Regions from separate parts of the Mus musculus genome. Here region 2 is linked to region 1. Evidence: chromatin contacts called from ENCODE POLR2A ChIA-PET data. All regions are on one chromosome and are shown on one strand. Each heading gives the region's core, a stretch centred on a gene start or an enhancer-like site at or near the end of the contact. The rest is flanking DNA. Distances are from core to core; before and after follow the strand shown. Region 1 holds the start of Prr14 (proline rich 14). Region 2 holds the start of Rnf40 (ring finger protein 40).

Region 1 (6,266 bases), core at 637-3,136:
CAGGCCAGCCTGGTCTAAAAGGTGAGACGCTGTCTCAGTAAGACAAAACAAAACCCAGAGAAATAGAGTGACTGGACAGGGTCTTCTGTGTCTCACTGTGTCCTTAGCCACAGAGGTGAAAGAGATTTTCAGCTGGACTCCACGAAAATCCCTAAAAGAGGTGATTTGGTCTAAATTAGGGGTGAGATATTATTAGTCAGGAACTACAGGCGTGAAATGATGTAATCTCTTCTTCTTACCCAGGTTCTAGAGAAATAGAAAAATGGTAAAAGACAGTACCATTTTTCTCATGTCTGCCTTGTGGCCAAAGACACTACCAGCATGCTTCCGAACAAGAGAACAGAGAAGTGACAATTTTGGATTTTTGGGTTTTTTTTTTCTTTCTTTCTTTTTTTGGGTTTTTTTTTTGGGGGGGGGTTGTTTGTTTGTTTTCTGAGACAGGGATTCTCTGTGTAGCTCTGGCTGTCCTGGAACTCACTCTGTAGACCAGGCTGGCCTCGAACTCAGAGATCTGCCTGCCTCTGCCTCCCAAGTGCTGGGATTAAAGGCTTGCACCACCACTGCCCGGCTTTGGTTTCTTTTTTAAAAAGCACGAAAATATCATGTTTTTGTTTTACTCCCAGGTGTGGGATATGGGACTGCTTTAGATTGTCCATAGCAACTTACTAAGATTTGCCTCCAGCAGGGGCATAATTTTGCCAGCTACAGACAGGTTCTGCAATTGTATGACTTTTGGAATTCTGGGGACTTTTCATGTTAAGGCCCCCAAGGAATGGGTTGGTTATTGATTGGATGTTTGTTATTATTCACAAGAAGAAAGTAGATATCCTGATGGCGAAGATCAAACCTGCCCCAAGGAACTCGACACCCCTAATCAGCAGAAAGTAGCCTACCATCGCCCCATTCCCTCCCTTGCCTTTATTCGGAGATCTCTTTCCTCTCTATTCTTTTTCTTTCTTAACTAGTGTTAGGGGGTTGGGAGGATGGAAGAACCCACCAAGTAGCAAAGGATAGCGATAACAGGGCAGTCAGAAGAGTTTTTCATACTTAGTAGGATGTGGTTGGGTGAGTGGGTGACTGGACAGGCACATGAATTACCCAAAACCATATGGTCTTGCATTATGGAGGCTGCTTTGAAGGCTGGCTTAGTGGAACTGGTCTGACTTTAGTACTAAGCCAGGGCGGGGATGGAGGATAGGGAAGAGGGAGTGGTCTTTCACTTAAAGGGCTCACCCTGTTTGTAGTCATGACATCTTCCAACACCACGGCAAGGACCCTCCGAGAGGCCTTTTCTAGGGATGAAGGGGTCCCCAAAGGCTGCAGCCTCGGTCTTTTCGGGCTCCTGGCTTCCCATGATGCTCGAGATAGAGGCTGACGGCACAGGCTTGGCTGTGTAAAAGGGCTGGAGGGTGAAAGTAGAAGACAGTTGCCTGAACCTGTTGTTGCCTCTGTTGTAGTCGGGTGCAGCCGTCAGCATCCCCGTCTCCCGAGCTCAAGTCAGGCGGGCGGGGTACGCTCTCACCTGGAGTTCCCAGGCAAGTCCATGGGGGAAGCGGCGGTTCCGGGGAGTCCCTGGGGTATCCCAGGCTGAGGCCTGGGGTAAATTGGGGAGCGGGGGAGTGGGGAATGAGGGCCAGTTCCTCCCCCGGGACTCCGCCCTTCATAGTCCGCCTGCGGCTCCCGGTAGGGCACAGGCCCTTCCTCCAAAGGGCGCCCCCGGCCGGCCTCTCGGAGCCGGGTCTTCCCGCTGCAGCCGCCTTGATCACTCGGGCCCTGCCTGGCACCTGCCGCGAGACTGGATTGCGGAGGTTACAGCTCTCCCACCGCTCGAGCCTCCTGGGACCTTTGTCCCTGTTAGATGCCTCCCTGAGGTTCTCTGGGATCCGGTGGGATCCCGGTCCCGAGAGGCTTCCGTTTCCGCTAGATTCCTCTGTGGTCCTCGCCCCACCAAGCAAGAGCTCCAAAAGAATTACTCCACTTAGTAACAGCCCTCCCTCCTACCAGATCGCCTAAATTGGATCTCTGTGGAAAGAATCCTACTGCGCGGTTCTTCCAATCAGAAGCCGCGCAACTTGCCTCCTCCCACTGAGAGCTTCAGCTTAACGAAGTTCCCCTTGGGGGAGGCCTAAACTCATCACTGAACTCAGTCCGGATTCTGGGTTATAAACTGTCAAACCAACCGGTAGACCATTCACTCCAATCCCAGAAGGTCCAGCCCACCGGTAACATCCCACCCCAAGCCCCCGCCCTACTTGGATCCCCGCCCCGCGTTCTCGGGCGCCCCGGACCAGTTGGCTCAAACGTTTTCTTCTCCCCCCGCCTCCCGGCCCTCTCTCCAGCCCGGTCCCCCCCACTCCCACCCCTCCCCTACGCCTCTCACCGCAGCTTTCCAAGGATCCGGGTTTCAAACAGCTCCCACCTCCGGCTTCTTTAAAGCCTGCCTTATGCAGCGCTGTCCAACCGTCAGAGGCCTTCTTCTGTGTGTCTTAAGCACCGCCCAATTGCCGGTTCCGGTCTTCCGGGGTTAGGAGAAACTGCGTGAAATCTCCTGCCCGCCATAATACGTAGGGGCAAAGAAGCTCAATTGTGCCTGCACCGCCATTTTAATTGAGGGCAGTCTGATTTTAGCACTAGTCGACCGAAAAGCGTCATTTTTCAAAGGCTGGTCAGCGACCAACTACTATATCACGTTTCTTGTTATATTTGGACAAGTGTAGGAAAGCTAAAGTTTCTCCACCTAACGTAATTTTTCTTGTTCTTAACGCCGGTGAATATCGATTAAATGTTAAGGATTTGGGAATTTCCCATTTTCTTAGGTTTAAGTTCCTTAGGATTGAAGTTCCGGAAGTCGGGACGGCGGGACGGAAAACCTGAAGATCCCAAGTTAAAGAGTAGGCCTGATGTGGCCTCTAGCTTCCAATTCAGTTTCTGGAGAGACCAGGAACAGCCTAAGTGGGGAGAAGGCTGGGTGCGGTGAGCTTCATTCACTAGCATTTCTCTCTCTCCTCCCCCCCCCCCCTCCTTTCTTCCTAGGTAGTGTCTGCAGGCCACTCAGAAGGCGACTAATATAACCAACCTGGGGTTGCTTGGTGGAGCCGGTTCATTGTCCTTCCTGTTCTGGGCTGGCAGAAGTAACTCTTGGAAGAGGAGCCTGTCCTCTGCAGGGTGTCAGGTAGTCTTTTGGAATAAGAGATAAGCAGTCGATCCTAATGCTGGAGAGCCTGCTCCAAAGGACCTTTTGTTAGGAGCTGGACTACTGGTGGGGAAGAAGTGGTCATTTACTGGCATCTTGCACTATGAATGCGCCTTTACCACCTAACCAAAGCTCCTAACTCCCCAAGAATTAGCTGTTCTGTGTCTCAGTGTGTGTGTTGGTATGTGGAGGTCAGAAACCATTGTTAGGTGTCTTCCTCAATTGATCTTTTTGTTTTTGTTTGGTTTTGGAGACAGGGTTTCTCTGTGTAGCCCTGGCTGTCCTGGAACTAACTCTGTAGACCAGGCTGGCCTCAAACTCAGAAATCCACCTGCCTCTGCCTCCCAAGTGCTGGGACCAAAGGCATGCACCACCACTGCCTAGCTTGATTGATCTTTTTAAAGAAAAAAAAAATTACTTTTAAAAAAAGTATGTTTTTCAGATCTTTGTGAGCGTGAGGCCAGCCTGGTCTACAGACTTAGTTCCAGAATAACCAAGGCTGTTAAACTGATAAACCATGACTGGAAAAACAAAACAAAACAAAACAAAAAAAACAAACAAGCAAAACAACAAATATGTATGTTTATTGCCAAGTGGTGGTGGGACAAACCTTTTACCCCAGCACTCAGGAAACAGAGACAGGTGGATCTCTGAGTTCAAAGCCATCCTAGTCTACATAGTTCTAGGACAGCATAGGCTACACAAACCCAGTCTGGAAAACCAGACAAAGAAAGAGGTATGTTTACTTGTGTGTTGTATTAGTTAGGGTTCTCTAAAGGAATAGAACGGTTACAATGAATATACATATATGGGATTTATTAGAGTGGCTTAGAGGCTGTGGTTCTAGCAGCCCAACAGTGGCTGTCTCCTGACTGAAAGGGCAAGGATCAAGTAGTTGTTCAGTTCAGAAGACTGGCTGTCTCGGCAGTCCCATCTGGTGCTAGAGTCCCAGGGAAGTCCTAGAGAGCTGCTGGTCTTCAGTCTGTGTTGGAATCCTGAAGAAGTAGGTTCTAATGAAAGAGTAGTAAACTCAGTGCTCCAAGGTATGCTAATCATAAAACAGATAGTGACATTCCTTCCTCCACCCACCCGCTTCCTGGGCTCAAAGAGTGTTCATTCAAAGAGAGTCACCCTGACCCACCCTGACCATTCCTAGAACCCACTATGCAAAGGTGCTATTGCTAGGGGCTCTTAGATTGTTAGGGGCTCTTAGAAACTGTCTTGAGAGATAACCTGACACTTGTGACTTTGTACTTCCTTGTGACTCTTAACTGGCATTTTTGGTATTTTCCAACAACGCCCTTCCCACCTCCTTGAGTTGTGGTTCCTTCCTTTAAATACCCCCTTACTCAGCTACTTGGGGCACCACGGTCCTCTACCCCTGCTTGGTGTATGACCGTGGGCCCAAGAGCGCTCTTGAATAAAAATCCTCTTGCAATTTGCAGCAAGACCGTTTCTCGTTGGTGATTTTGGGGTGTCGCCTCTCCTGAGTCAGAACGTGGGGGAGTCCTCACGTTGTGGGTCTTTCACTAATACCAGTGAAGGGGTGGCTCAGGAACAGGGCAGACGAATTCCTTCTTCCATGCCCTTTTATGTGGGCTGCCACCAGAAGGAATGGCCCAGATTGAGGAAAGGTCTTATAACTCAAATAATGTAACCAGGAAAAAAATCCCTCAGAGGGTTTTGGTGTTTTGTTGGTTTTTTTTTGTTTTTTTTTGTTTTTTTGTTTTTTTTTGAGACGTGCCCAGCTTAGGTTTTAGTTAGTTCTAGATGTAGTCAAGTTGATAACCAAGATTAGCCATCCCATGTGTCCTTATGTATGGGGGCACATGTATCACTGTGCATGTGTGAAGATCAGAAGACAATATGTCTACCATGTGGGTCTCAAGGATAGAACTCAAGTTGTCAGGCTTGGTGGCAAGCACGTTTGCCCACTGAGTCGGCTCCTTCAAGGTGACAAAACATTAGCCAATGAGGAACTTGATTCTATTTTTTAGCAAAGGGCAAACAAGATGGTATTGCACTGGTGGTGGTAGTGGTGCACAGCTTCAACCCCAGCACCTGGGGAGCAGAAGCAGGCAAACCTCTGAATTTGAGGACAGCCTGGGCTACACAGAGAAAACTTGTCTCAGAAAAAAAAAAATGGTATGACATATTTTTCTTAAATATACTTTAGAGCTAGAAAGATGGATATCTCAGTGGTTAGAACACCTGCACTTGCAGAGGACCCATGTTGGGTCTCCAGCACCCATATGGTTGCTTACAACTCAGTCACTTGAGTGCCAGGGGATCTGGTGCTAACTGCTACCCTCTGTACTAGGTATTCTTGTGCACACACACACATAAGCAAAACACTCAGACATATAAAGAAAACCATACACTTTTAAGAGTATACTTTTTAAATTTAAGTTCTTTGGCAATTTTATATGTATATAGTGCATTCTGGCTGCTGTCTCCCCTAATCCTCTCATATCTCCTCCCATGCTTACTGATCCCTTATACCTATCGCTTTCCCAGTGACTCTCTAAACCCTTCTTTCATCTATGCCAGATTATTGATGGGCCCATTCTTGTGTAGATCAAATACACTTTCTTGAGCAAGACTTTCCTTTGTTAGTAGCACAGATCCAAACACTCACTTTTCATGAACATTAGCTGAAAAAATATAGAGGAGAAAAATACAAGCAAAACTCTGACATCACTGTATTCATAGAAAGATGATGTCATGGAGGCAAGCAACATTCTGTAAGGAGCATTTTGCCAAATCCGTCCTGTTGGCATAATGAAAGCTTCAAGGGAGAAAGGAGGTGCAGATGTTTTTGTCTGTTTGTTTTGGACAGAATCTCATGTAGCCCAGGCTGGCCCCAAATTTGATCTTGACCTCCAAATTCTATCCACCTCTCAAATGCTAGGACTACAGGCATGTGCCACTAGAGCCTGGGAGACAGGGTCTGGCTATGAAGCTGTATTAGGGTGCTCTAAAAGAACAGAACGAATAGAGCGAATCTCTATGTGATGGCTATTCTTGGTTGTCAACTTGATTACTTTTGTAATTAACTAAACCCTAAAATGAA
Region 2 (6,344 bases), core at 1,604-4,103, 120 kb before region 1:
ATCTTGGAGCTCAGAGTACTAGGGGCAGTGGACAGTGGCCTGTTTCCTGAGGTCCTCGGATAGCAAACCCAAACCCTGCCCAAGTTCTAACCGCACCCAAAGCCCAACTCCTACCTCCAACGAGATGCGGTGGTGTTTCTCTTGCAGCTGAGTGGCCAAGTCCTGTAGCCTACGGTTCTCTCTGCCTAGCTCCCGGGTGCGCACCCGTGCCACCTCCCCAGGGGCCTCACTGTCCCCTGGGAATGCAAAGCCTGGATGAGAGCCAAACCCTGGATAACCAAGGAAGAACTAGCTGATCCCGGAGTCCCTGGATAACCAAGGAAGAACTAGCTGATCCCGGAGTCCCTGGATAACCAAGGAAGAACTAGTTGATCCTGGAGTCCCTGGATAACCAAGGAAGAACTAGTTGATCCTGGAGTTTCTGTGCTCAGTGTTATGCACCAGCTATCTCACCAACTGCTTATGACAAACTCAGACTAAGCTAGCTCACAGAGGGACCATTCAGCCAAGAAAATGGACACTAGGGAGGAGAATTAAGGGCAGGAGGAAAAAACCCCTTGCCTCAAAAAGCCTGGGCACTTGCCTCTCAGTGTAGTGGGACAATAGCTACCCCTGAGGTTGGTGCAAAGTTCCAGAGAGCCCTCCTGCTGAAGGGCTGTGACCCTGCCAGCATCAACAGCTCCTCCAGCCGTCTCTCTAGAGCCCCACTTCAGGAACTAAAGCTGAAATCCCCGTCTGAACTAAGTTGTCCCAACAAGAACAAGGCTGACATTTACTGGGGACTCTGAACAACGCAGGCCAGGGTGGATTTCTCAGGGTAGGGTCCACAGAACTAACCCCGGCTGTATACTCGCTGACAGAGTTCTTCCACCTGCCGTTGCAGGCGGTCCGAGGCCTCGACCACCCGAGACACGGCAGCCTTGGAGAATTCCATCCGACCCTGCAGCTGCAGCTCCACTTCCTCACAGCTGCTGGCGCCCAGTGCCACCACAAAAGCCAAGGCCGGCTCACTGAGAGGGGCTCGAAACTGCACTGGCAGCGGTTCTGGAAGGGACAGAGAATCCTCATCAGAATGAAAGGCCACAGCAGGGACCATCAACCTCTACCAAGTCCCAGAATAAGCTGCTTGGTATTCCATGGCTGCCGGGTGGTGGTGGCGCACACCTTTAATCCCAGCACACTCTGAGTTTGAGGCCAGCCTAGTCTACAGAGTGAGTTCCAAGTCAGCCAACATTACACAGAGAAACCCTGTCTTGAAAAACCAAAATAAATGAATTAATTGATAAACAGAAAGACTTCTGCTTCTACTTTTCAGAAGGCTGGGATTATGAAAATCCAATTAGATTCTAAAACTTTGTTCATTCCATTAAAAAAGAATATTAAAAAAACCAAAAAAAAAAAAAAAAACAAAAAACCCATGTTTTTAAGACAGAGTCTCACGATGGGCGTGGTGGCACACGCCTTTAATCCCAGCACTCGGGAGGCAGAGGCAGGCAAATTTCTGAGTTTGAAGCCAGCCTGGTCTACAAAGTGAGTTCCAGGACAGCAACTTCTGCTTCCCAAGTGCCGGGCATTTCGGTAGCCCCACATCAAAGTCACCTCCTCCTCAAAACCTTTCTGAGAACATAAGCTCCCCAGGGCCCTGGTCCTACCCCTCAGATCTGATGTCCCTGGGTCTGGTCGAGGGATCACATCACGGGTCAGGCCCTCTTGGCACCCAGGCACCTCTGTCCCTGAAGACAGTTCCCTCTGGTTCTCGTAGCACTGGAGGAGGGCTTCTACAGTTTCATCCAGCTGAAAGAAGAAAGAACAAGAGGTTAGGAATGCCTCAGGGCTTCTCCCAGTAGGACGCTCGCTCTTCAGGCATCCACCTGGGCCCAGTAGCGGTTGACGATGAGGAGTGTGGCATCATCAGTGGCCTGCCTCTTCTCCAATTTCTCAATTCTCTCCCGGAGCTCATCCTCGCAGGCTTGCCGCTGCTCCAACCGCTCCGCCAGCTTCTTGTTCTTGAACTGCAGTACCTTGGAATCCATCTCCTCCTACCAGAAGGGAAGAGGCAGAGTGTCGGGCAGGACCCTGAACCATCACTGACACACAATAGGACAAGGATTAGACTGAAAGGGGAGAGGTATATAGCAAGGCTCAGACACTTGCAAAGAGAATATGCTAGTCATGAGAGCTTCACATTCCGTTCCTGCCCCTACCTGTTTCCAACTCAGACACATCACACAGGACTTACGGGAACATATGTGCGCATAAGTAAAAGGCCAGAAGGGACTCCGTAAAGTTGTTCTCTGATCACATTCACGCCGTTGGCACACCCACCCTCACCACCCGGTTTGTGTATATACACACGAGCACACACAAGATTCCAAACACTTTGGGCGCAGGCCAAATGTGACTTTCGCAAAAGCCCACCAACCGTGGAAGAAATGCCGCCGAGACGAATGGGTTCGATTAGAGTGGTCGTGGTCTTCTCCTCGCGGTTCATCTTCTTCTCTGGGGGTCCTGAGCCCCCGTCGCCGGCGGCGCGCTTGTTGCTGAGGCCAGACATAGCGGCGGTGGCGGAGGGGCAACTCAGGGCTCTCCGGGGCTGGCAGGCGGGTGGAGGCGGCACTTCCGTCACCTGCAGAAAACAGAGAGCTGAGCTGTGGATGCGTCTGGAGCTCCGCAGTCCTGAGCGTCCCCCTGGACATATCTCCCGGACCCCGCCCCCGCCGGACGGGGGTCCGCACTTACCGTAGGGTCAGCCAAGCGCCACCATCTTGGATTTCACCGGACGTCACCGGCCGCCAGACGCACAGCGCAGGCGTCAGAGCCGCTCCGGATGTGGCGAAACTTATTTCCTGTTTCTATTGGTAGCTCTTGGTTCCTCCTCTCGAGTCTTTTAGTCCCACCCCTCCAACCCCGCGACGGACTGTATTTCTCTTAATGATTGGCCAGCAGGCGGTTCCCATAGTTACTGACCCCGCAGTTGCACTAGGAGATGGAGGGGTGGAGCCTTTGCTGCTGTTCGGGGTACTCGGTACACGACCCCTTGTAACTCCAGATCCAGAGGATCCGTCATCCTCTCCTGGCCTCCGCGGAGCCCTCCCGAACATCCTGTACATATGTGCGCACACGCACGCACAAACACAATCTTTTAAAGATTTAAATTAAATCTTTAAAAAGACCGACCCTCAAAAGCACCCTTACAAGCAACTTCTAAGAGGCACGTGCAACTCGTTACGCATGCGCTCTATCTTTTCAATGATTGGCGTGGGCTTGTACTTTCTACTTTCCTTAACAACGGTCACCGGGGAGACAAGTTGGGAAGACGCCCTCTGCGGATTGGCTGCCTCTCGCTTCACCGCCTCTGAAGAAACACTAGAAGGGGCAGGACCGGGCTTTGCAGTGGGAGAGCTGGCTGTCCCAGAGCCCAGGCTGGAGAGCCCTTGACTGAGGCTAAGAAGGACGAAGAGATGATTACCCCCAGTTCCAGCCAGAGCCTGGGAATGAAGGTGCAGATGGAGTCGGAACAATCTCCCAAATTGCAGGAGGAACTGGACAGGAGTCCCAGCTCGGTGGACGGCTCGGCCATAAGGAACGGAACAGACATGCAGACCGAGTCGCCCGCAGAAGCCACTAGTAGCCCTGTGGAAGTGGCTGAAGATCCTGGAGCCAACTTGTTCCCGGTGAGGGCGGGACAGAGTTGTCCTCTAGTGAATACTTAGGTTTCCCAAAAAAGGTGCCGCCAGTCATTACGTTTATCAACATTAGGGAATTTCCTGGAGTTGCTTTGATTGTAAATAGGCTGCTAAATAGTATTTCGAGCCCACCGAAGCCCGGTTTTACCTATTTTGCTATAGTTAAAATTATAGCACACTCAGACCTGCTAGAAATTCATGAGGTACTAGGGACTAGGGGATACATACTGTCGTATCTATTTGTCCCATAATCTGTCTTCTCTCCGCAGCCACCACTACCCCAGCCCCGGATCTGTATGTGGTGAGTGTGGAGAGCCCAGGGGAAAAGTTACACTTCTCATTTGTATTACTCCTGTAAGGTGTCCTCAACAGTCCTGTCCAGCCAGGGCTCTCCAGTTTTACAAAGATGAGACTGAGAAGTGCTCAAGGTAACGAGTCACCAGCGTGCCAGGTGCCTCAGTGTAAAGTGGCGGTGTGAGAAGGGAGGCAAAGGCAGGAATGTACACAGCTGCAATGATGGAGCACTGTGCACACCGATGCCAAGGCCCAGGGGACTTCATCAAGGTCACACAGAGCAAGACAAGGACTCAAAGTTGTTTTTTGGGGGGTTTTCAAGACATTGTTTCTCCTTGTAGCTTTGGCTATCCTGAAACTCACTCTGTAGACCAGGCTGGCCTCAAACTCAAGAGATCCGCCTGCCTCTGCCTCACAGTGCTGGGTACAGTGAGTGTACCACCACTACCTGGCACAACTCTTTTCTAATCAGTGGGTTTATAAATAAAAAAAAAATCTGCTAAATCTACAGACTGGATTCTAGACCATGATGTTCCCCGTTGACAGTGAAATGATTTGCTAAAGGTTCCTTAGCAAGTTCGCCAAGTCTCAGCTCCTGATCCCCACTGAAACTCTCCAAGTTGCAGCCCCATCGGGGAAGTTGTATGAACCACCAGTGATTTGTCTCATCTTTTCCTGACAGGAAATACCTGGACATCCATTCTATGCACAGACTGGAGAAGGCAGCCACTGTGGAAAAGATGAGAGAGTATGGGTTTGAGTTGGGCGAGACTGAACTCTTGGGAGGGGAGACACAAGAAATGACAAACTTTAAAGTATAGAGTGAGTGTCAGGCAATGGAGACGAGAAGAGGCTTGTGTTCAGGGCTGCAGAGGCAGCTCAGCCATTAACAGCAATGGCTGTTCTTCCAGAGGACCCAGGTTTGGTTCCCAGCATCCACATAGTCTATAACTCAAGTTCCAGAGGATCCAATACCTTCTTCTGGTCTCCATGGGTACCAGAAAAGCATGTGTTGCACATATACAGGGAAACTACCCATATAATAGAAATAAATCCTAAGGTGAGGTGGGGGGCGGGCGAACCCCTGCTGTCTGTCACTCATGCCTCTTCCACCCCCCCCCCCAAGGGTTCTTGCTGAGCTCTTGGAGCTTGGCTTTCCTGAGCAGAGCCTGCGGGATGCCATTATCTTGGACCTCTTCTCCCACGCACTTATCTTCTGCCGCCAGCAGGGCTTTTCACCAGAGCAGACATCAGCAGCCTGTGCCATGCTCCAAGATCTTCACAAGGCCTGTGTTGGTGAGGAGAGGGAGGTAGCCACCAAAAGGTTTGAGCCCTAGGAGAGGAGGCTGGGCTGGCAGAAGTGACCGTGGAGAACTAAAGTAGGGAACCTGCAGTCTGGGATTTGTGTTCCACCATAGGTGGTATTAATGTACCACATTTATCACCTTTGAGAGCTTCCCTTATTAAGAAATGAAACACATAGTACTAATATTATGGGTCTGTTCTGAGAAGTATCTAAATAGGGGGCTGGGGATATAGCCCACTTAGTAGAGTGCTTGCCTAAGTACAAAATCCTGGGTTCACTTCCAACCCTGTGTACTCAAGTGAGGTGGCACATATCCATAATCCTAGCACTTAGGAAGTTTCTTTCCTAAAAGGCAGATGAGTCAGAAGTTCAAAGTTAGCCTGGGACACGTGACACCCTGTCTCAACAACAAAGTACCTTCCCAATGATGCCGCGTGTGGTAGCTCAAGCCTGACACACCTGCATTCAGGAGGCTGAGGCAGGGGCAATGCCGCTGGTTTGAGGCCAACTTTAGTTCTATACTTTCCGACCAGAAACAAAGCATCCTTCTGAGGGAAGGACCTTGTCTGTCTTTGAGTGCCGAGAAAAGTGTAGAGTGAGAATATGGTGTTTACTGAGTGAATTAACAGAGCGACCAGGACTTACTCCTAAGTCTGCCCCATTCTCCATCTCCTGCTCTAAAAGCAGAAGGAAGAGTAGGCGAGTAGGCGGGCTGACAGCTTCACCTTGTTTCCCTCCAGCTACCCCTCTGGGCAACGTGGAGGAATGCTACCGCTACTTTACCAGCGTTCTCTTTTGTCATGGAATCAGGGTCAGTACCCTGAAACGAAGCCTTCACCCAACCACAGGCAAGATCGGGCCCAAATTCCTGTTCTCTTTCCCACCATCTTCCTCTGAAGGCCACCTGGGGCTTGCCCTGCTTCTAGACAGCTGCTTTTGGCAGACTAGCTGGGTAGGCTTCTGGAGGTTGTCAGGGCACTTACGTCCCGGATTATCGTCACAGCGGCCCCCTTTCAGCATTGACCTCTTTAAAGAGGAACAGCTGCTGGCACTGGCAG

The links. ChIA-PET counts read pairs that join two places held with the same protein, here RNA polymerase II (POLR2A).
Region 2: POLR2A ChIA-PET joins it to region 1 with 22 read pairs in embryonic stem cell. The contact joins the promoter of Rnf40 here to the promoter of Prr14 in region 1. POLR2A ChIA-PET finds 5 or more read pairs at or near these places in 3 of 5 experiments (Patski and embryonic stem cell).

The regions. Positions count from the first base shown.
Region 1 is chr7:127,467,234-127,473,499 of GRCm38, reverse strand. It overlaps Prr14 (proline rich 14), which reads right to left and starts at 1,886. Exons shown (of 11, transcript NM_145589.2): 1 at 1,523-1,886; 2 at 1,234-1,402. The coding sequence starts at 1,545.
Region 2 is chr7:127,585,207-127,591,550 of GRCm38, reverse strand. It overlaps Rnf40 (ring finger protein 40), which reads right to left and starts at 2,853. Exons shown (of 20, transcript NM_172281.2): 1 at 2,740-2,853; 2 at 2,423-2,626; 3 at 1,872-2,039; 4 at 1,653-1,794; 5 at 838-1,044; 6 at 115-236; 7 at 1-18. The coding sequence starts at 2,554. It overlaps Ccdc189 (coiled-coil domain containing 189), which reads left to right and starts at 2,956. Exons shown (of 9, transcript NM_001033040.3): 1 at 2,956-3,674; 2 at 3,956-3,987; 3 at 4,663-4,728; 4 at 5,107-5,276; 5 at 6,027-6,097; 6 at 6,290-6,344. The coding sequence starts at 3,462.